Linked DNA regions of Mus musculus: regions 1 and 2 are each linked to region 3. The links are chromatin loops, found by intact Hi-C in ENCODE. Cell type or tissue: heart. All regions are shown on one strand.

Region 1 (8,000 bases), 230 kb after region 3:
TCTGCAGCAAATAGAAACCGGAGGTAGAAAGAAAGAAAGAAAGAAAGAAAGAAAGAAAGAAAGAAAGAAGGGAGGGAGGGAGGGAGGGAGGGAGGGAGGGAGGGAGGGAGGGAGGGAGGGAGGGAGGGAGGGAGGGAGAGAGAGAGAGAGAGAGAGAGAGAGAGAGAGAGAGAGAGAGAGAGAGAGAGAGAGAAAGAAAGAAAGAAAGAAAGAAAGAAAGAAAGAAAGAAAGAAAGAAAGAAAGAAAGAAAGAAAGAAAAAGAAACCAGAGGTTGGAGTAGCTCTAAGAAAGAATGCAAAGACTCAAGACACTAGAATACAAATAGGTCACAAGGTCAAAAAGGTGGGAGAACTTGAGATTGGCTGTTACTCTGAGGTTGCTTATATTTGTCTTTCACATGAGGCATGCAGAAAAAACCAAGTAGGACTCTGCAACCTCAGAATGAGGCTAAGTAGAGAGCTGTGCTTGGCAGGCAAGCTCCAAGTTTGGGTGCTGTGAACAGTCTAAGCATAGGACTACTCTACATTCATATGGGAGCTTGTCCTATGGTTCTAGTCCATCAGGATCTGCCCATGAATACACAGTCATGGAGTTATATGATTTCAGGAGTGACGTCCTCATGCTGCCCCTTGCTTTTGGACTCTTCTGCATTACTCATTTCCCCTTGCAGCTCCAGATGGCTTGATGGTAGCCCAGACATCTAAGAGAACAGAGAAGCTGTGCTTTAATTCTAAGACCAAATATCATTAAGATATAAAATATAGTGTTGTTTTAAAATAGGGGATATGAGAGCCTCAGAAACTGCCTGTATAATTTGGTTTCTGAATGAGTAAACATAGTAACAGTATCATAGACAGCAGGATCCCAGATTTTTCCTTCCCTTCTTTGTCTGTCTTTACCCATGCTGGTTTGTGCTTCTAGCACCACGTCCTAAGCAAAAACCCCTTTTGAAATCTTCTTCTGGAGGAAATCAAATTAATTCTACAATGAGACACGCACCCCCTTACACACACATTGAACTGTGTCATAGCCTTAGAGAAGAGTTACCTGGAACCGATGCATGACTGCAGGAACAGTAACCTGGCAGATCAGTCTCTCAACCTGGGAAAGGCATGGCATGGCTGCATCCATGTAGCCAAGAATCGAGGAGAGCAGCTAGAACCCAGCATTTGTGCAGGGTGGACTTACAAGAGTGGACAGAAGCTTAGCCATGGAAAATTATGTTATCAAGCTAACATGTTATTTCCCTGTTCAATCCTTCTGCTACACTAGCCATTGAATAAACATGCTGTTTGATTCTATGGTCATTAGAGAGTTGTGGTCTGAAGCAGATCCCCATCTGACCTTCAATTCCCAGTCACAATATCAAGGCCATTCTGAAATCACAAGAGCAAGATGAAAGAGAATGTACACCCTCCTTCTTCTCTCTCTCTCCCTTGCTTCCTCCCTCCTTTCCTTCCTTCCTCCCATGGCAGTGGTTCTCAACCCTCCTAATGCTGTGACCCTTTAGTACAGGTCCTCATGTTGTGGTGACTCCCAACCCTAAAATTATCTTCATTGCTACTTAATAACTAAAATTTGGCTACTGTTATGACTCGTAATGTAAATATCTGATACACTGGATATCTGATATGCAACTCCCGAAGGGGTCAAGACCCACAGGTTGAGAACCATAGCTCCATGACCTTGACATTCTTTTACTTCCACATTTGTAACACTTGGAGTTTCTGTTCAGCAAAAGGGGCAAGATGTTTTTCTTTCTTTCTGATGGTTTCAATTTCTCTTAATGCCTTGGTTGGTTCTAGAAGCCACAAGATAACTCATCAGGGTACCTCCTCTCATCCCAAACACCCTCAACCCCCAATGTCCACATCTGGATAAATAACAATTAAATGTTTCCTGCCTCCCTCTTTTTTTTTAATGGATATTTTATGTATTTACATTTCAAATGTTATCCCCTTTCCTGGTTTCCCCTCCAGAACCCCCTATCTCATCCCCTCTCCCCCTGGTTCTATAAGGGTGCTCCCCCTCCCACCTACCCACTCCTGCTTCCCTGTCCTGGCATTCCCCTACACTGGGGCATCAATCCTTCGCAGGCCCAACGACCCAAGGACCTCTTCTCTCATTGATGTCAGATAAGGCCATCCTCTGCTATATACGTGGCTGGAGCCATGGATCACTCCATGTCTACTCTTTGGTTGGTGGTTTAGTCCCTGGGAACTTTGGGTAGTCTGGTTGGTTGATATTGTTGTTCTTCCTATGGGGTTGCAAACCCCTTTAGGTCCTTCAGTCTTCCCCATAACTCCTCCATTGGGGACCCCATGCTCAGTCTGATACTTGGCTGTGGGCATCCACCTCTGTATTTGTCAGGTTCTGGCAGAGCCTCTCAGGAAACAGCTATATCAGGCTCCTGTAAGCAAGCACATCTTGGCATCAGATAGTGTTTGGGTTTCGTGTCTATATATGGGATGGATCCCCAGGTGGGGCAGTCTCTACATGGTCTTTCCTTCTGTCTCTGCTCCACCCTTTGACTCCGTATTTCCTAGAGCCATTCTGGATTAAAAATTTGGAGATGAATGTGTGACCCTATCTCCCAACCAGGGGCCTTGCCTAACCTTTGGATATGGTCTCTACAAGTTTCCTCCCCTTTTTTGGGCATTTCAGCTAATCTCATCCCTTTTGGTTCCTGGGAGCCTCTTGCTTTCCTGGCATCTGGGACTTTCTGGTGGCTACCCCAGTTGCCCATCCCCCAGTGCTACATACCTCTGTTCAAATTCCTGACCCTCTGTATATCATCCCAGTCTCCTCCCATACCTGATCCTGCCTGCCTTTTCCCCTCTTCCTCCCAAGTCCATCTCTTCCTCCCAAGTCCCTCTTCCCTCTTACAGAAAGAGTTAGGGAGTGCAAATGTCCATGCAAACAGGCTTCCAGTATTTTCAGGGCTCGAGCATCAGAACCAATGCAGGTTCCTGAGGCCTAATTATACTGATGATATAGCCACATATAATGGTACTAAATAAAATAACTTTGGCAGCCTCTTTTTTCTTGGTCACATCAATAATCCTGACATCCTCGATGTTGCTGCTTTGGAGATACATGAAGTGAAAGGTGGCCTAACCAAAGGGAGAAGTGGCTTTCAACCCCTCCTCTAATCCAGTATCTGCTTCCATCACCTCTGTGACCCACTTCTTGCTCACACGTGTGGATACTCCAACTGACGCAAACTCTTGTCATTGTCCTGTCAAGTAAACAAATAACCCTCTTCCTTTTTGGAGTCTAGATTTTGGCATGCTGTTGCAGTGACCCACATGAGGACAAATGGAAATTAAAACAAACAAACAAACAAACAAAACCATGCTCTCATGCCCAGCACCTGGCTTTGAGGTAAATTGGGAAGACAAGTCCAGGTTCCTAAAGTGGAAGTAAGGCTCCAACTGTACATATTCATTTGTCCTGGATGATGTCTTTGGAGACCACGCTGGAGCCCTTTGGAAAGTTTGTCTGGGCTGCTTTGAGAAGACTGCTCAAGGGTAACGGGCAGAACTTATCTAATACATTTTTCTTTCCATGCTACTGACTTTTGCCTGCTCCTAAAATGTTCTGTTCTTTGTGTCATTTTGCATAAAAAGACCCTGTGTTCCATCTCACTTTTGTTTACTTTAAAAATCAGAATGGACCTGCAGAGGTCGCTCAGCAGTTAAGAAAGAGCTCTGTCTGTTCCTCCAGAGGGCATGGGTTTGGTTCCTAGCACTCACATAAAGGTTCACACCCCTCTGTAACTCTGGTCCAGGATATCTGATGCCCTCTTCTGGCCTCTGTGGGTACTACGTATACATGGCACGCGGCTAGACATACATTCAGGCAAAATACTCATATACATTTAAAAACAAAAATAAAAAAAAAATTAACAAAATATAAAAGAAGCAATCTCCCAGAAGATCTACCTTTAAAGATGTGAGAATTGAGAAAGCAATTTTTGGCACTGTATCTGTGCCAGGAGCTACCTCACTGAGAATCTGTGTTCACCTGGCTCCTGCATACTCTTCACACTACTCTTGCCATTTGCCATCCGAGTCAATCTGTGTAGACCTTTTCTGTGAGGCTGGAAGTTTCCTCATGATGAAGAAGGGCAGCGTCAGGCCTCTGAAGCCTCAGTACTGTTTGCAAGCCGAGACTCACTCTCTCAGTAAAACTGAAGTCATAGATGTGCTGTGGTATAGAGAGAACAAAGAAGCAACTGATAATCAGAAGTTTCTGTCAGTTCCCCAGGCCACTGGGGTCATCCAAGCACTCCTTGGTTCAGGTCAAATCTCTGCAAGGGCTCCAGGTTTTACCTCTCAACTTATACTCTGGAACTGTCTTAATAGAGAGTAGCCCACTTGACTGGGGTTCAATGGGCTGCATCCCATGGCTGGTGGTAGCAGGTAATATTTCATATCATCTAGGTCGAACTGAAAGGATCATTAAACTGCATTTCCATTACCAGTGAGGTCCTTAGTGGCCTGAGGATGAGAATCCTCAAATTCTAATCAACTAACTTCATTTTTTTCCCCTAGGGTGACCTCCTGCAGGCCTTTGATTATCTTGCATTGGAAGTCTGATGCACCCTTATGGGGAGACAGGTGTCTCTCCAACAATGTCTAGAGAGTGAGGACCCAGAGAAAGACCCTGCACTCAGGGTCATTCTAGAAAATCCAAGGATCTCCTTCTTGGCTGCTGCTGTGGTTTAGATGAGAGTGTCCCAAACTCTGTGTGTTAAATGCTTGATCCCAAGGGTGGCACTATTGAAAACTGGTGGCCATTGTGAGATGTAGGACCTGCTGGATGATCTTGTCATTGGGAGTGTGCTACTAAAGGAGACTGTGGGAGTTCATGCTCTTCTCTGTCTTTCTTTCTTGGCCACGAGAAAAAGGCATTTTGTTTGTTCTACACACTATTCACTATGGACTTGAAAGTGAAAAACTGGAAGCAAAAAATAAACATTTTCTCTTTCTAAGTTAATCTCTCTAGTATTTTCTCATAGCAACGGAGAGTTGACTAAAACAGCTGGTGTATTGATTGAATCCTTGAGCCCTCCAGTGATGGAGTCAGTAGGAAATTACTATTCGGGAAAGCTCAGACTCTGGCCTTGCCACCCTTGGTCTTTGTGTAAATGATTTAGCAGTCCCTGGACCACTTAATAATTCGAGAAAACTCTTCTATTTCCCATGGAGGGGGGAAACTGTATCTTCTGATTTCAGATTGAAGATAAGGTCAAGGGCATCGAAGCCAGTGTTTGCTCAGTGCTTCCAACAAGTGCTATCCAGCTGACTTCCAGACTCTACAGGACTTCTTTGATGAGAGGGAACTCATGGTGCCAGCTCTAGACTGTTGTAATTGTTACGAATCATATTCCCCTTCAAAACCCTGAATACTATTTCAAACCGGAGACCTCTATGCTCAACCTACAGTACCCTTCCCAAGTTTGGGCGGGTGTGCATTTGTAGAGGAGTCTGCTTGAAAAGGTGATAAACTGCAACCTTTACCAAAATAGAATATCTGCCTATCACATTGGCTAAGAGATCAGTTTTTTTTTAATTATGCAAACATGTAAATTAAGTAACATTTTATTATGTGAATATTTTTAATGGTGATAAAATTTTAAGGACACTAATGTGTGAAAACATTTTGAAGTATATTGCATGTGAGATTCATCAGTAGTAATGATACAATAGGAGATTCTGCACAGAGTATGGGCATCACCTGGGGCAGTCTGTCTGTGGAAGATGAGTTTATGGTAGAAAATATATGCCTGTATTCACTCATTTATTTATCTGTACATTCATCAAATATTGATTGAATGGTATCTGTGAACTCGGGCCTAGAAAAGAACAGGAATGAAAGACCAGAGTTTCTTCCCTGAAGAAGAATCTCAGAGCCCAGTGGGGGAGTGGGTAATGCAAACCACCATCATGCCTCACTGGGAGACAATGTCTGGGGAGCTGCTGGGACGGAGGCCTTGTGTCTGTATTGAAGCAGTGGGACTTCCCCAAGGTAAAAGAGCCCATTGCAAATTAATAGCAGCTCTGAGTTCTTGGGTGAGAGACATTATTTTGTTTTTGATTAACATGGACTTTCATTACTGTCTCAAGGCCTATCTTCCACTGTTTTACAAACAGGAAATTAAGGCAAAGAAAGAAAAGAAAAGAATTGAGAGACCAGAAGAGAGAGACAGAAAAGAGATGACTATTTCCCTCAGCTGTCACTTCAGCCTCTGACCATTGGATTCTGTGGCCTGTGTGTCTGACTCAAGGCTTGGTATCATGGGATACCTTGCAGGAAGACTGGAATCTTATGTTCTCTGTTTAATACATCTACTATGCACAGTCTTTTGTTTATCAGTCACTTCATTAAAAGGGTTCATTTTAATGTGTGTGTGTGTGAATGAGTGCACATATATGTCTGAAAACACATACAAATGTGTGTGAGCTTGACTGCACAAATAGGCTTAAGTACACATATAAATGTATATCTCTCTCCCTTCCTCCCTCGACCCCTCCTTCCCTCCTTCCCCCTGCCCCCTTTTGAGACTGAGTCTCCCACTGAACCTGGAGTTCACTAATTAGTCTAGTCTGGTAAGCCAGCAAGACCCAGAGGTGTACCTGTGTCTGTCTTTCTCAGCACTGGAATTACCAGTGTACACCACCACTCTGCCCAGCTTTAAAGAGGACCCTTTACTCTGTAAGATCTTTTCATCTCTCTTAAACATTTTGCTGGTATGCACAACTTATGTGAGAAAAACTAATTTACCTTTGTTTTCTGGGATCCACTGAATAACAAATTTAATGATTTTTGGAGGGGGCTATCTTTTTGACCAGGCTGCCCTTGAACTCACAGATATCTCTGCCTGCTTCTGCTTCCTGAGTGATGAGATTAAAGGTTTTCACCACCATACCCAGGCTCAGCTTCACTTTTTTTTTTTAAAGAAGGAAGAGAATCAAACACCTGATTAAAAAATAAAATGCAGATCACACTTAGACATATGCAATTTATCCTTCATTAACGGTTAGGATAATGAACCAAATTCCTTGTTTCTCCCCCAAGGATTTTGTGAGCTTAATGAGACCAAACGCATGCTTTGACTTTGTTGCATTTACACTGAATTTGTTTTGGAGGAGTGAAGCAATGAAGTGGAGGCCGTGTGACCTTGCATGCAGCTTACCAAAGGAAGCAGACTAGCAGAAGTAGACAGAAAGGAAAAATAGCAAGAGTGAGTGATCGAGAGAAAGGAGCAAGTTAAAGCTTAGATATATATTTTTTTATAACTTCTAAGATCATTTATGGAAAGGGAATTCTAAAGTGGTGGCAGTTTATGTTTGAGAGACACAGACTTTCTCCAATTTGCCCTATTACATGGCTCATCTTTTTGTTGAGACCCAGAACCACAGACAGATGAAGAGGCTTAACGCACCAGAACCTTTCAGCATCTGTAAGTGCAGTCAATATCAGAGGTGACTTGCGCTGAATGCAAGAGCAGGTGCTGTTTCTGCAGGAAGCAGAATGGAAACGGGTGCCCAGAGGCTCACAGTCACTTTGGGAAGGTTCTCTTGTATACCCTGCTCCAAATGTGCCTTGAAAACCACTGTGGTAGTTAAACAAATTGCATCTCTCGGTGTTTCCTTGAAGGGCATCACTCTGGGCTGAGTTGCTACCTGCAAGAGAAATCCTTTCTGTTAGCTCAGCTCACAGAGGCTTGTGAACTCTTTGCTGGAGGGCATGAAATTTATATTTATGCCTCATCCTTTAAGAATAATGCTTGGGGATAATCTTTGGGAATGAGGTCTGGATTTGACAACCAGGTTTAGAATGCAAAATGCCTCTATCACAAAGAAGGGGCTCAGATAATGAATCCTAATGATTTCTGTTTCCTTCTGAAATATGCATTTGCGTACTGAGGCCAATTTGCCCTCTGTGAGATGCCATACAGAATCCTACCTATGAGAGCCAGGCTGCCATACTT
Region 2 (8,000 bases), 240 kb after region 3:
TTTCTATTAGTTTAAATGATGTCATTATCTACCTAATTAAGCAAGATTGTAGAAAAGTCTAATTTTATAGGTAAGATAGCTTGAGAATTTCAGAAGATATAACTGATATTCTAACTACAAGATTGAAAAGTAGGATGGCAGTCACTATGAAAATTCAAATATACTGAGTTGCCCCTGCTGTGTGTGTGTGTGTGTGTGTGTGTGTGTGTGTGTGTGTGTCTGTCTGTCTGTCTGTCTGTGTCTGTCAAAGAAAGAAAAGGCAAGAGGGTTGGAATGAGCTCATGTGTAAACAATGAAAAAGTGTATATTGTCTTTCCATGGGACCCATGAGCATCCAATATTTAAAAGCAGCTAGGAAGTTCATGCATGACATCTCAGAGGACAAGCTCAGGTATCAGATGTCACCTTCTGTCTTCTATACAACAGGGTCTCTTATTGTTGCTCACCACTGTGTCTGTTGGCTTTTGGGTATTCTGGCTCCACCCTCCATCTCACCACAGACACACTGGGATTACAGAAACACCAGGCTCCATTCACCTGGGTGCTGGGATCTGAACTCAGGTCTTTATACTTACATGATAAGTGCTGTTATGAACTGAGCTGTTTCCCCAGCCCTGCTCAAGTGAGCTCTGCAGATGCTTAATCCCATCTTTCCTCTCTAACCCCCTCCCGTTCTTCCTCTTATCTTCACTCAGTCTTTCTTTCCTTCCTTCTCATTCAGTTTTTCATCTGTTCACTTGAATAGTCTTGTTGACCTTTCAGTCCTTAGACCACAAGGGCTCTTTGCTGTCTCCATCCTGGACTAGGAATTTAGTGAACCTTGATAGGGAGCAGTAACAGAGGGTGGCTTTACTGCAGAGTTGAGATCGGAAGACATGTCTTCAGTATTCTCCTTTTTGTTGCTGTTGGGTTGTTTTGTTTTGTTTTGTTTTGTTTTGTTTAGACTTTGCTATTTGTGGCCATCAGTTTCTCTCTAACAAACTAACGCAGTTACCTTCTGCTTCTGGTTTTCTTGGGGATTTTAGTTTGAGTGCTTTACCATAGCTAGAGTTTATAAAATATATTTCACAAAATATATTTTAAAAATTGTGTAATCCGGCCCCTAATGGAGGAGCTAGAGAAATTACCCAAGGAGCTAAAGGGAACTGCAACCCTATAGGTGGAACAACAATATGAACTAACCAGTACCCGGGAGCTCTTGTCTTTAGCTGCATATGTATCAAAAGATGGTCTAGTCGGCCATCACTGCAAAGAGAGGCCCATTGGACTTGCAAACTTTATATGCCCCAGTACAGGGGAATGCCAGGGACAAAAAGGGGGAGTGGGTGGGTAGGGGATTGGGGGGGTCGGTATGGGGGACCTTTGGGATAGCATTGAAAATGTAAACGAGGAAAATACCTAATTAAAAAAAAAGAAAAAAAAGAATAATTGAAAAACAAACAAAAAAATTGTGTAATCATACATTATCCATTTTTAACATGTTAAGTTGTAGCCTTACAGTTTGTGATATTTAACAATCTTGTATTATAACCATATTTCATACTTGCATGTGCTGAACTTCCTACTATATAGTTGTTAGATTTGATTTGCTGATAGCTTTCAGCATTTTTGCACTAATATTTATCACTGGAGTTGCCTGGCCTATTGTTTGTTTTGAATATTCCTGATCGTGGTTTTAATATAAAAATCATCCTGCATTTATTTATAAACTGAAAATCTTTCTATGCTCACCTATTGAAATAATTTAAGATTTGATTATTCTACTTAGGAATCAGGTAAAACTGACTAATATATGGAGTTCTGGTATTTTCCAATAGTTTAGTGATGACTGTAAGTTTGACAAAATCTATATCACCTGGGAGGCAAATCATTGAGAATATTGATGAGGACTCTCTAGATTGGCTTAAATGAAGTGGGAGGGCCCATGCTAAGAGTGAATGGAACTGTTCTCAGGGTGAGAGAGAGAGAGAGTTGCCTGAGCACACACATGTATTCATCACCCCTTCTTCTTCTTCTTCTTCTTCTTCTTCTTCTTCTTCTTCTTCTTCTTCTTCTTCTTCTTCTTCTTCTTCTTCTTCTTCTTTTTCTTCTTCTTTTTAGATTTATTTATTGTTATATGTAAGTACACTGTAGCCATCTTCAGACACACCAGAAGAGGGCATCAGGTCTCATTACAGATGGTTGTGAGCCACCATGTGGTCGCTGGGATTGAACTCAAGACCTTCAGAAGATCAGTCGTTGTTCTCAACCGCTGAGCCATCCCGCCGGCCCACCCCTTCTTTTTCTTGACTGGGAACTTAGAGTGACAGATGGCCAGAGCTTCTGATGCCTTCCCTTCTCAGCCACAATGGACTGCCCTCTTGAACTATGAACCAAAATAAACCTTCCCTTCCTTAAATTGGTTTTGTCAGAGTATTTTATCACAACAACAGGAAGAGTAACTACGAGACAATCCCTTTACAAATTTGTTACACTTATCAAGAGTGGTGATATATGCCCGCAGCCCTAACACAATAGAGGCTGAGTCAGGAGGTTCATGAGTTCAACATCAGCCTGAAATATGGAGCAAGTCGAGATCAGCCGTGTGTGTGTGTGTGTGTGTGTGTGTGTGTGTGTGTGTACATATGTACATATTAAACTCTATATTGGATATCTATCTTTCTATATATGTATTATAAAATTAAATCTATTCCCTCTATTTTTACTATTTCATTCAGTTTTGATGAGTCTTTTTTCCTAGGAATTTGCATACCCAACCAACATTTTCCATTATTTTTATGATATTGTCAGAAGTGTTAAGTATTAATTTTTGTTCAATCTCTGTTGCATCTGTTTCCTGCTTTATAATACAGATTTTCTTCACATTTTATTCCATTGCATATTACAGAAACTTCCCCAGTTTTTTCATTTCCTTTTATAACCTTTATGTTCTTGCCATTTGATATGTACACTACTTTGGCAATTTACTTTCTAACGCAATTAGTGTAGAGTATGTTTATTATTTTAAATATGTTCATATTATCCATATACCTTTTCTATGCATAAGCAGTAACTAATTGCTCATCTAACCCACGTTCCTATGGTACTTGACTTGTGCAGTAACCCTACTGAAAGGGACTTTCCAAGCAGATTTATGGGATGTGGTATCAAACTCCAAGTCAGATACTTGCAAGGCATTGAAGTTTCAGAATCTCAGTTTGTCTTCTGCACTGTTACTCTGGATCTGAGTTGGTTTGTTGTTAGCAGTTTCTCTCTCTCTCTCTCTCTCTCTCTCTCTCTCTCTCTCTCTCTCTCTCTCTCTCTCTCTCTCCTCTTTCTCTCTCTCCCCCTACCTCTCCTCTGCCCAGAGAGCTGCTTAGGTTTTTCGTGTGTCATCCCAATCTAATTCTTGGACATGCGTCTCCTGAGACAGAGTTAAGCAAGACCAATCTGAGTTTGACCTTTAGAAAGAAAAAACAAAGCTCCTGTGCACATACTCAGTGAGGTCACTTCTGGAGTCCTACAGGCCTTGGCTCTGGGGACTGTGTTTGCATCTGTTTCTGTGGTTTGCAGAGAAGGTCTGATTCATTGGGGGAGTTCTTATAATCTCACTTCCTGGTGCATGGAAGTCTTAAATTGTACAGTCAGATTCTAAAAGGTCTTTCTTATGCCTATTTCAGGAAAACATGATAATGAACATGATATGAAATCCTGAGCACTGAAAATTAGTAGTATTCACAATACTGTCTGGTTTGAGGAACCATCGTATCTGTCTTAACCTCTCCATGAACTTTACTGTCTGATGTCTCTGTTATCCTGAGTGTATAACATACTCAGACTAAGATGAATAAAAGCCTTTTAACATTACCCTCATTTCTCTTGCTTCTGATTCTTTATGTGCTTACTGGAGTGTCCTTGCAATGCATTTTCTCACTGAGACCTCATAACAATAGTTATGCTAATACCATAATAATAGCATTTAAATTTGAGTGTCATGTGAGGTTTCAACACTGTTTCATAGCCAAGCCTTAGAGTGATCCTGTGAGATAATATAGGTACTGCTACAACCCAGGGAGGAAACTGAGTCACAGAGAGCTTCCCACCTTCCTTAAAGAGGCCCCACTGTTCAGTGGAAGATTTGAGATTTAAGCCCAGATCTTCTGACCCAAGTCTCAGACATGGAACAACCACATTGCATTGCCTGCCTTAAGGAATACCTTAGTTTGCCTCATTTTATAGAGGAGGATTCTAAGACTCGCCTTACCAAGTTGCCCAACTGTTACACAGCTAATCATATGATAGTGAAAGAACTCACCGGCTGACTTTATCTGATAATGCACTGCAAATTGACCTCACTCTATTGGAGACTTTGGATTAGCATCTTGATTAATTACATTCCACAAGGAATCACAGCCTAGCATGTGACAGCTTAAAGGATTTAAGATTCAATCAACTCTTCCATGAAGCAGAACTTTTCTCTACAACATGGCTGTGAGACACCACATCCAGTTTCAGCTTAAATGTCACTAGCAACTGGAATGTCACCACCTCAGTGGATTCCTTCTGTATTAAGCCTAGATATGACCTCCATCTGTGTCCACTAGTCATGACTCTACTTTCTCTACAAAAACAACAAAGTAATTTTGTTCCAAACCATATATATTTATGTCTTCTAAACCCTTTCTATTGTAGTAGAGATAACTCCTCACAGTGGTGACTAACACGTAAGGTCTTAGTTTATTTAATCTCATAACAGCCCTGTGGGTCAGATATAAGTAACAGAAGAGGATGCTAAGTGAGTTTCTCAGGGCTACACAGAAGAATTAGTAATTTAACCCCATCATTAGACCCTAACATTCACGATCTTCACCACAGTATCTTCATCCCTCTTATTTAATGCTCAACTTCTTTGTTGACCATTCAACAACCTGCTTACCCTTTTACCCACATTTACCCACTGTTTAATCTTACAGCTTCAGGTATGGGATAGAGGATGTGAGGGACCTCCATTCCACCACTTCAGCCTTCTTTAACCTGGCTTGTGTTTTGTTTTATATGAAGCCATAGTTATATGTGTTGATAAGTTACTGATTCTAAACATATTTGCAGACCAGATCATTGTATCAAGCATGAGTTCCAAAAAGCTTTGTGAGTAGAGAAACAGAATTTTGTATGTAAGCACTATGTAATGTCTGAGGAGATGACATCTGGAGTAATTAGGAGTAGGGGCCTTGGAGGAAGACTACCTCAGCTCATCCTCCCACACCCCAAGTCATTACTGATGACATCAGGCAAGGAAATGCCATACTTTTCCTTGCTTATATGGCAGAACTTTAGGCTTTGCTTCATAGACATGCCCTTAATGGACTAACATTCCTCTTATGTTCAGACCAGAGCTCAAAATATGACAAGCAGTCATTAACTCCTAGTTAGTTATTGTGTTATTATAGCCAGATTTGGCAAATGACAGCCTGTGACTCAAATCTAGCCTGCTGCCTGTTGTAAATGCAGGTCTATTGGGAAGGCAGCCATGTCACTGTGTTTACATAACACTCATCACCTCTTTGTGGTACTGTAGTAGGTCACTGTTATGATGGAGGTTCTATGGCCATACAGTCAAAACACTTTTCCTATCTGGCTCTTCGCAGAGAAATCTTACCATCTGCAATTCTGTATGACACAACTCTTGAGTCTCCAACCTTTGTTACTCTTGGGTCTTGCAACTTTCAAGGAGTGATTGATAATTCTTGTCCTCTGCTGCTTTACCTGGAAAAAAAGATCGGTTATCATAACTCTTCCTCCTTCAGAATAAATCTGGAGCTCTATGTTGCCATCCATTTACTAAGTAGTCCCAGGCTGTGTACCCAGCTTTGTGACCACTGCTATGACATAGATGTAAATTGATTACTCACAGGGTCTTATATTTTTAAACCCTGATGAGTACTTACATATACTTTACACAATTCTAAGTTGTGTGTGTGTGTGTGTGTGTGTGTGTGTGTGTGTGTGTATGTGTGACCTCAGTGAACCACACAGCAGCTCTCTGACGTATGCATTACTTTTTCTCCTTGTGTTACAGAAGAATAGAAACTGGGTGATGATTAGGGAAAGCGTCCCAAGTCCACATAGTTGTGTGACAGAAGACCTGGGAAAGGAAACTATGGAGTCTGATTCCAGAGTCTAACAGCTTCTACTGTGGTCACTCAACTTTTACAACAGTTGTAAACTGGTTGGGCCACCAGATTCAATGAGCTATCATTCTGAGACTTACCATCCTGATCCTATGAGTAGCAATAGAGGTTTCCTGCTACACATGGTTAGATTGAAAGGAAGTGTGTCTGGAGGAGGCTGAGGACTCCAAGAAAGGTTTTGTGGGCATAGAGAGGACTCCCCAAACAGAAAACTGCCTATGCACAGGGCAGAGACAGACGAGTGTTTGACACATTCAGAATATTAAGCAGTTCTTTATCATGCACATTTAAACTATGGAGACCATATCACCTAAGACAAGGACAGGAAGCAAGTAGGGGCCAGAGGATGAATGCCTCTGTATAAACTATGACCAGCAAAGCCATCTAGCTATGACTTATACTTTCAGAGTGATCCCTATATTTCTTTGTTGCTTAATGTCCTTCTCCACCCCACACATGGAAATGTAGGTACCATTGGGGACAGCAGCCAGACTACTTCATTTACTGTGATAATTCCAACACTCAGACTTCCCTAAAGCAAGAGCCCGTTGATGACTAACAAAACAGTACATTCTGGGTGATAACAAGGACTATCTTAGAATTGGATACTTGCCTTGTGCCCCTGATTTACTGTGGGGCAACAACCTTGCTTTGTTGATGAATAATGGCATGTTCCTTTGAATGATAATGTCAGGGCTAGGGATACATCTCAGTGATAAAGCATCTATCTGTCAATCATAAGGCCCTAGGTTCAATTCCCAAAACCATGAAAAAAGGACTAGGGTAAATATGATCATATTTCATTACATACATGTGCAAAATTCTCAAGGGATAACTTATAAAGTTGAATAAATAAAAATTATGAAACCAGAAATTTTTGAAAATTGTATTTGAAGTCTTTAAAGATCTGCCATAGATGTGATTCCCCACTGCATTTGACTCCTGGCTCTCCGTAGTAAAACTCAGCAGCTTCGCACCTCATAACCTTTGAGAACCTTTTGGCCGTTTTTCAAATGCCTCCTAAGGTCCTATCTTCAATAACCCACTTAGCAGATGGAAAACAAATGAGCCCGGTAAAGGAATGGAGATAATGATTCTCATAGACAAGGCAGCCAGACCAGGAGGGCTGTGATTGGATCATGCCATCCCAGCATAAGCTTATCTTGTGATGTGCAAGGGGCCCGTAGGCGCTCACAAAGTCAAAAGATAGATTGTGCCAGCCTTTGGCCTAGAACGTGATATACATGGAGCATAGTTGTCTGTGGATGACAGTACAAATAGCCAGTCAACATTATTGTTGGTTTTTATTTTATTTTTTACTTATTCGCTTTACATCCCTTTCATTGTCCCCTCCCAGTCAACCGCTCCCACAATCCTTCCCCCATCCCCTTCTCCTTTGAGTGGGTGTTGTCCTCTCTGGGTATCCCCCCTACCCTGGCACTTCAAGTCAATGCCAGGCTAGGCACTTCCTCTCCCACTGAGGCCAGACAAGGCAGCCCAGCTAGAAGACCATATCCCACGTACAGGAAACAGCTTTTGGAATACCCCTGTTCCAGTTGTTTAGGACCCACATGAGGGTCAGGCTGCACATCTGCTATGTATGAGTCGGGAAGCCTAGTCCAGCCTCTGGACTCATGCATTCTTGCTGTCTTCTCACACATGTTCCACATGTGAAAGCATATATGTTTACAGTGGAAGAATGTGTCTTTGCATGTGGTTATGCTCACATGAGTGTACATATACATGTGGAGATCATATGTCAAGTTCTGTTGTCTTCAGGAGCCACCCACACTGGTTTTTCTGAGGCAGAATTTCATTCTTTCTTTCCCT
Region 3 (8,000 bases):
GTTAGTTTCTTTGTTTTTGTTTTGTTTGTTTGTCTGTTTTGTTTGGTTTTGTTTCATTTGGTTTTGGTTTTGGTGGTTGTTTTGATTTTGGTTTTTGTTTGTTTGTTTTTGGTTTTGTTAGGTTGATGATGGTGGTTTTTTGTTGTTTTGTTTGTTTGTTTGTTTGTTTGTTTGTTTTACAGTTCTGGTGATTAATTCTGGGCCATCATTCTACCACTGAGCTACCATCCCACCAGAACTGTAAGGATCTTTTCAGTTAGGAATGATGAAAAAACAGTTGATTTCCGCCCAACCCTTGACTCTAAATGCAGGAAATTGATGTGTTGATGCAATTTCCTAGGAAAATAGACACATCTTAGTTAACAAAAGCATCTCTTCAGCTTACATGCTGTGTGATATTAGCCCATCCATTAAACCTGCTTAAGCTATACTGTCTTCCTATGTAATAAAAGTCATTTTGAATGTTATAGATGAGATACAAAGGGGTCCTAGAGTATTATAGGTGCTTAGGAAGGGGCAGTTTAGTAACACAGTCATGATGGATGCACTGAATTCTGTATGACAAATGGCTCAATAGAAAAATATGAATTTTCCTCCACTGTATTTCTTGGAGTTTCCCACAGAGCATCTTTCATGCACTAAACTTCCAGGGGTGGGTTTTGGGGGTATTGGGAAATTGAGATCTAATATTTGAAAGATGTTTTCCAGTCCTTATTGCACTCAGATGTACACAAACCCCAGATCACAGGATTCCTTTTTACTAAAGTCCTAGCTTGGCCCCAGTAAGGAATAAGATAAAGAAGCCGTGGGTGAATGTAAGCTTGGAAACCAAAACTAGAGTTTGGTGGGTGTATGAGTTCAATAAAGATGAAGTAATGTGTGAACGCCTTAATTATGATTGGATAAAAGTAGCTTAAAAACCCCAGTCTAGCCATCCCAATTCACTCACTCCCAGAGTCCCATGGAGATGCCATCATGCTGAGATCAACCTACCCAGACGTCCACTATCTTGCAAATCTTACCTGATGTGCCACCATCTATGACATTGGGCCAGACAGGAGGTTAGTGAAGTGTGTGTGTGAAAGAATGTGATCCCATTTTGCTACTTGTTACTACTTATGAATAAATAGCTATAACCTAACCTCCCAGTCCCAGGCTTCCTTCTCGCCTCTGTCCTCAATCCCGACTCATGACAGTCCTGCATTTTTGCCTAGTAACCAGGATAATCTACTTGCTGCTCTCCCTCAAAAAAAAAAAAAAATGAGGAAGGGGAATCTCAATATAAGATTAAGGACAACCAAATGCATTGCACTGCCAACCCTCGGATCAATGTCCACTCTCAGATCTTTTAGCTTCCTCTTGCTAACAAAGGCTATAAAGTTGGTAGCTAACTTCAAATCCCAGAGACTGCTGAGATTCTATAAATAGTTCCTTAATCACTTCCTCTCCACTTGATGATGTTTTCAGGGAAATGATTATAGGACTTCCCTACCCAATGAGTGAACAAAAAAGCCAAGGTCATTCTGAATGAGAAGTCCTAACTCTATAATTGAGCTATTAATGAAACTCATGCTCAAATCCAGCTCCTCTCTAATGGGGTACTTTTTGCCTATTGTTTTTCCACTGGCCAGAATGTATGATACCAACTTTGGCCACACCTCTGCAGTCTGATCACGGAGGCTCATAGTCCACAGACGAGCCTCTGGTACCTGATCGGCACCTCTGATGGATGGCACTCTTTCTGTCACAAGGGACCATTAAGCTAAAAGCAAATGCCCTCCCTCACCATGAGACGGCCTGGTCAGGCACATGGCTTCATGCAGCTTAGGGTGAAGTTAGTGGCTATGCTGTCACTGGCCTGATTCCTAGACTGCTTGGATTACCACCCAAACTCCGCTCTCCTGAAAAGTACCTATTCTGGAAAGTGTAGGTCTGGGGAGCCACCTGCTTATTTTTATGTTCTAATTATTCTACTGTGGTCAAAGATCTTAATCTTCCTGTTATCAATTACTGGGCCTTACGAAATCCATTTTTATAAGCTTGTAAAGAATGCTTAGAAAGTATTGGGTTCTGTGTGTTAATTGTGTGTATAAATCTCGTTTTTTTTCTTTTTAATTGTTGATCACTGTCTTTTTAAAATGTATTGAGGTAAATTTCTTAAAATATCTTATAATGAGAGTAGAATTATGAATTTGTCCTTTGTAGTACTGGGCTCTTGCTTTCTTCTTTGCAAAGCTACATTATTAAATTTGTAAAATACCCCTGAGTATTACATACTTTTACTTTGTCAGCATTTACCAGGGTCAAACTTCTCAGATTTTAGTTTATTATTTCATTTTTTTACCTAATGTTAATAATGCTAAATTATCTTTAGTTTTAATATTAATTTCTTGGTGTGTTTTTTACTCAGGCCATTTTACAGAAACTAACCGTACTGTTTTGCGACTTGGATATGTCTTTTACAGTGAACATATAAGTGGACTTTTTCTGGAATAAAGGTATATTCATTCAACAATTAACGGTGAGTGTATCTTATCATCTGAGGCTGCAGCTAGTTGTCCTGGGGATTCCCTATAATCTCTAAGGAGGCCCACAGACTCACCTGATTTAACCTGGATTTCTTTCCTTATCCAGAAACTGACCAGGACCTACAGTAGTGTGGACTTTTCTGAACTTTCTTCTCCATCTTCCTTGATATCATCTATTATTTGTACTTTGATTTCATTTTTAGGTACAAGGTTTTAGTAATTACTTATTCTGTTGAATCAGCAAATTTTTCAATTAGAATCGCCTCATCTTGTTTGTAAAGATAAGTTTAATTAATGCTAGGTCATTTCATCCATAAAAGCTTCTTAAATGAATATACATAAACTACAACGGAGACATGGAGACAGAAGGCCTAAATGACTCCCCTCCTTCTGAAGTAGCTTCTATGTCCCCCAGTATACCTCCTGAACTGTGGCAGGAGTCTCCAGTGTCATGACACAGGCAAGCCACATACTAAACCTGGGGAGTCCCCCCGGAGAGTGGTAGCCAAGCTCAGGTAGGACAGCCAAGAAGCACAAGCTGTAGCTGCCTACTAATCAAAGAAGTTGTAATTGTTTTAAAATATGTTAGGTCATTTCATTAAAAATTAACGTTAACTGTTGGCCTGAATCCAGAAGAGTGGGAAAATGCACTGTAGGGTGATAGTCCTAACACTTTACCCAGAGGTTCTCATGACTCTGTCCTAAGATCAAGAAAATCCCTATGGCTTAGAGACTTTGAGCCACTGGGTACACAGACAGAAACTGAATAAAGACCACTTTCCTCAAATAATGATGAGTTTAGTACAACCCAACACTTACAGTAATCGTTCAGATGGGACAAATCTTTACCATCCTCTAAAACCTGCCGCAAAGGGCCATGGGATTCTCTGCTGTAACACAGAAGAACTGCGAAGGTTATTCCACTGGCTTTCGTGGGTATTAATCCTACCCTGTTTAGTCTCTTCAGCTGGTAGGAGCCCTTTGGGGGCACGTTAAGATAGCACAAACGCACAGCCCTTCTCAAGAATATATATCACATACATATATTTTCACCACTAAAGTCTTATCATATGATCCGCCCTCTCTGAAGTAAGTCTGTTCTACCTGTGGGACCATTGGTATTCAGGGAAACAAACACCAAACACCCTAGGGCTTCACTTTGTCCGGTGTTACCACCTGGTGCCAATAGATGGCAGCAATACCAAGGGACTGCGTAGCCATGGCCGCGGGGAATGTTTTGTGTTACCTTTTCAGTCTAGGTTGTTTTGGTTTTAAGGGCTCAGATCTGTGCCCAGGAAAACATGGTGGTGGGTAGATAAACAGCCTGGAAAATCCTCTCTATTGTCTCACTTCATGTCTTCTCCCACTGTTTCCTGCCAGAGAACTGCTTTCTGGGGTCAAAATTCCCTCTAGGCAGAGTGTGAGGAAATACTAATACATTGCCATCTTCTGTCGGTCTAACACTAGAGTTTGATTGTTCTAATGATACAAGAAGGATAAAAACCTACTGGAGCAAAGAGTCTGTGTCACGTGGTTTGTGCGAGCATATTTGAAGGCGCCTTGGACAATACGATCCCTCTCCCCCTCCCCCTCCCTTCCCCCCCTCTCCCTCTCCCCCCACCCCCCCCCCCTCTCTCTCTCTCTCATATTTTTTTTCTAACTTTAGCCCAGATTGCTTCATTCAGGAGGACTTAAAATTGCTCACCTTACATAAACTCAAGGATAACGCACAAAAGGGAAGAAAGGGGGATTCCCATTGATGAGATTTGAACTAGATAAAATATCTGAAGACTTTCCTGGGAGAAGAAGAAAAATAAAAGGAAAAAGGAAAAAACAGTGGGTTGTCCTAAAGGAACCAACTTCCACTGAGCTGGGTAGAGTTCTCTTGACCAATAGTCGGCTCTGGTTGACTAATGAGAACAGAAAGGACATGATAACACAGCTGCCACAGAAGCAGAGACACAAACCCCACTGCCCTGTCTTCTTCATCAGTAATCAAGATGGTTTCTGAAGCAGAAGGAAGTTCTTCAAGGAACTGGTAGGCCTTGACAATGAAGTCCTTATCTTGACGTGGGCAATAGGGGTATTTCTGGTACTTTTGAGTATAATCTAATATTAGCCAAAATAGCTACCCGTCAAAGACAATGCTGCTAAGCATAGCTTCCCTTTTATTATTTTTGCATTCATTTTACCCAAATTCTGTTTTCTCACCTCAAGTGACCCCTCAAAGAATGCTCTATAGGAACCGAAAAGCCCAGTCTGAATCAGACCTACCTTGTTTCATGTATCGTTTTGTGTTTGTAATAAGCTTAGCCCAGATACTGTGTCTCTTTAACTCTAGGCCTGCCATTGTGTGTTGTTAGTAGACCAGAGTTCAGAGCTCGCTCACTATCACGCAAAATACATTTAATAATCATGGTATACAATCTGATAAGCAAGCCATCTTTCAAATGGACCCGAGTGTCCTCCAAAATGCACTTTTCCCTCTGGACTGTTCAGCTCAGGATCCACTGAGCTCATTGGTGTCAGTCTCCCCTGTCCTTGGGGGTTCATAGTACTTCCCCTTGGCCTTCTGCCATGCACGTGTTCCTCTGTCCTGAAAAGAAAATGGAAATTTTGGGCCATAGAACGTTTCAAATAATAGGTGCACTGATGCTATACTGTCAAATAATTTATTCTTCTGTGACCATGCACAATTAATACAAACGTGTGATTAGAGTACAGAGTTTATTCTCTGTGTAGGGAGGATCTGACCCCGTTTCAGTTGTATTTGTCTCAGGACTCCCATGATTCCAGCTCTCCCCACTTGCTGATGTTAGAACTGATCAGTGAGCAGGGAAAATGTTCATCTGATAAGCCTCCATGGTCAGGGTTCCTGTCACTCATTAGTTAGTGGTCCATGGATGATCATTGTCTAGGTCCAGCATCCTTTAGAATTAGCAAAGTGGAGACATTCTATGTCGTTCCTGCAAAATCTGTTAGCCAGAAGAATTTGAAGGAAGAGTTTCCCCCTCCTCAATTGAGTGATATAAAACAAAAGAAAAACAAATAAGCGGTACGATAAATGCTCTACTCTTTATTTTTTTTTTTTTTCCAAAGAGTAGGTTGCTGCCCAACACCCTCCCAAGGACCTTTGCTCTTTCCCATTTTCCATATTTGGTGCATTAAATGTTGGGGCTTCTTCTCTCCATCTCGAGCCAGTGGGGCTTCTTGAGGTTAACACATATTCTGATCATGATTTCACATTCATCACAAATATTTTCTGCCCCACCTATAGAATCTATCACTTTTCCAAGGAACCTGATTCCTTTCAGACAGAAACAAAATATAGACTTCATGTTCCCAGAACCCAGAGTTTCTTTCTCTCAGAACAGACACACTTACTGGTTTCCCCAAAAGACATACTGAGGAAATGTGTAATTTTTATAAAGAATAGCGCATGCTATATATAGACTCATGCCACCTCTTTTCAGTAGAAATAAAGATTAGTGAATTTTTAAACTCATTAAACTCATTTTTTTTACTTTAATGTTATTTATTTATTCTAGGAATCTCATCCTCTAAAAATGCTAATTTAATTACTTCGTCATTTTTATCCCAATCTAAATGGCAACACTAGTCCTAATAATTATGTAACTGTTGTCACTGGTAACTAGCCAACATAACTCAATCTAAAACCAAGCAAAACAAAACAAGCCTTGAACCTCTTTGTATTCTTAGAATCAGAGTCAGTCTCCCTAGACAAGATGTACAATCTTATTTGCTTATTTGGAGATTTGTATCTGAAAGACATTCAAAGCAATTTTGGTGATTATTGTAAAATAGAATTTATATCTAGTAAGGTTTCAGAGACTAGCAGGCTCTGCTATGCTGTTTTCTCTTTTACTTGGGTTAGTTAAGAAGTTGCCTAAGTTAAGGTAAAGAGCTGGAGAGGTGACTCAGTGGTATAGATTGCTTGATCCTCTTCCGGAAGGCCTGAGTTTGATTTCTGGTACATATTGAGCAGCACACAAACACCTAAAAACCCAGCTCCAGGTGATCTGCACATACATGTGTGTGCACACACACACACACACACACACACACAGAGAGAGAGAGAGAAAGAAATCTATTTCTTTCATATCCCAGATTTCATATTCTTTCCATCTCATGACGTGTAACCAATTTTTAAAGAATTTGTGATTTACCCTACTAGTATAAATAAATGTATATACTTGTATGTTCTCCTTTCTAAGTCTAAGCTATATCACACTATAAACATTTATACATTGCTATACATCTTACATTTGCTGCTTCACGTCCTGGATGCTATACTCACGTCACTAAATATAGAAAAGTCCTTTCTCCTTCCACAGCTATACTCTGTGCCACTATGTGGATGTTACAGTGTTTTAACTACTTTCACCTTGGTTGACGATCAGGTTGCTAATTATTGCTCTATATTTTCTTGATTAAAACCTCCTCGGAGCCCTGCCAACTCGAGTAAACGTTATTACTAACATTTACTATAGAAGCAAGCTACTGCATATGCAGTTAAGGACTTGACCAGCGTCATAAGTTGAGAAAGGAATGGGCAAAATTTAAATTCTCCTCTCATGTTACCTCTGTTGAAAATGTCGAGGTAATATCAACTGTAGTTAGAATATCTGGGAGCTAGATGTGGAAAGGACACACATGCCTTAAGGTAGACTGTGAAGTAAAACTTAGCCAAAGTTCAAGGCTGGAATGTTGAGCCTCAGCCAGCCTGTGGGAAGGGTATCAGAGAAAACAACTGGTCTTTCTGACTGTGTCCCAAGTTACAGGAATGCCAGGCATTCATAAGCAGGTGGATCTATTTTTGGAAGAAAGATCATCTCATTGCTAAAAATCACATCACGTCCCCTTCTGTCGCAGCAAACTTCCAGCCCTGGTACCACGATAAATTCACCAAAGGCTTGCTGTGAAAGATATAGAACAATCCACTCTCCCCCACCTCCTCCTATCACAGGGCCTCTTATTTCCCTTTCCTTGTTCTGTAGACCCATGAAAAGCTACATGCACTAAATCAAACAGAGCAAATGTAGTTTTAATTAAGCCAAAAATCATTAGTCTATTTAGAACAGAAATTAAATTGAGGTTTGAAGGAAGCCTTAAGACTTTAATTAGAATTTTTCATTAATATTCCTTTTATTTATGTGTGTGTGGATTGTTGTTTTTAATTAATATTTTTATTTATTCTTTAAATTTTCATACAGGTAGACAATGTACTTTGTGGTTATATCCACCTATTCCTCCCTCCCTTTTCCTTTATTTTTTTAAAGAGAAAAAGTCTACTCTGGAGACAGAAATAAAGCCCTTCTGTGCTCTCATCTTAAAATGAGCATCCCGGATCCTGGCTTAGTCCAGAATCCTTTTAACCCAATCTCTTCCAAGAGGTTCCTTTCCACAATAATTACATTGGAATAAAGCCTTAACATCCTTGCATTCACAAAG

The links. Peaks named below come from ENCODE experiments on the same cell type or tissue, not always from the same donor. Only the 100,000 strongest peaks of a DNase experiment are listed, where the experiment ranks them.
Region 1: it touches region 3 in a loop (2.3-fold over the local background); 6 of 42 quality-filtered maps call a loop at or near these places.
Region 2: a loop joins it to region 3, with 2.4 times the contacts of the local background. A loop is called at or near these places in 5 of 42 quality-filtered maps.

Annotation. Positions count from the first base shown.
Region 1 is chr15:55,814,830-55,822,829 of GRCm38, reverse strand. All of the region lies in intron 1 of Sntb1 (syntrophin, basic 1), which reads left to right. Among named protein-coding and RNA genes, the nearest start is that of Sntb1, 88 kb to the left of the region's middle. In heart, a CTCF peak has its summit at 3,826 (motif pointing left); no DNase peak of the experiment used is centred here.
Region 2 is chr15:55,802,004-55,810,003 of GRCm38, reverse strand. The region is part of intron 1 of Sntb1 (syntrophin, basic 1); the gene reads left to right. Among named protein-coding and RNA genes, the nearest start is that of Sntb1, 100 kb to the left of the region's middle. In heart, no CTCF peak of the experiment used is centred here; a DNase peak (open chromatin) is centred at 3,473.
Region 3 is chr15:56,042,793-56,050,792 of GRCm38, reverse strand. No RefSeq gene overlaps it. Among named protein-coding and RNA genes, the nearest start is that of Gm46516, 120 kb to the right of the region's middle. In heart, no CTCF peak of the experiment used is centred here; a DNase peak (open chromatin) is centred at 3,702; H3K4me3 peaks cover 518 bases; H3K27ac peaks cover 362 bases.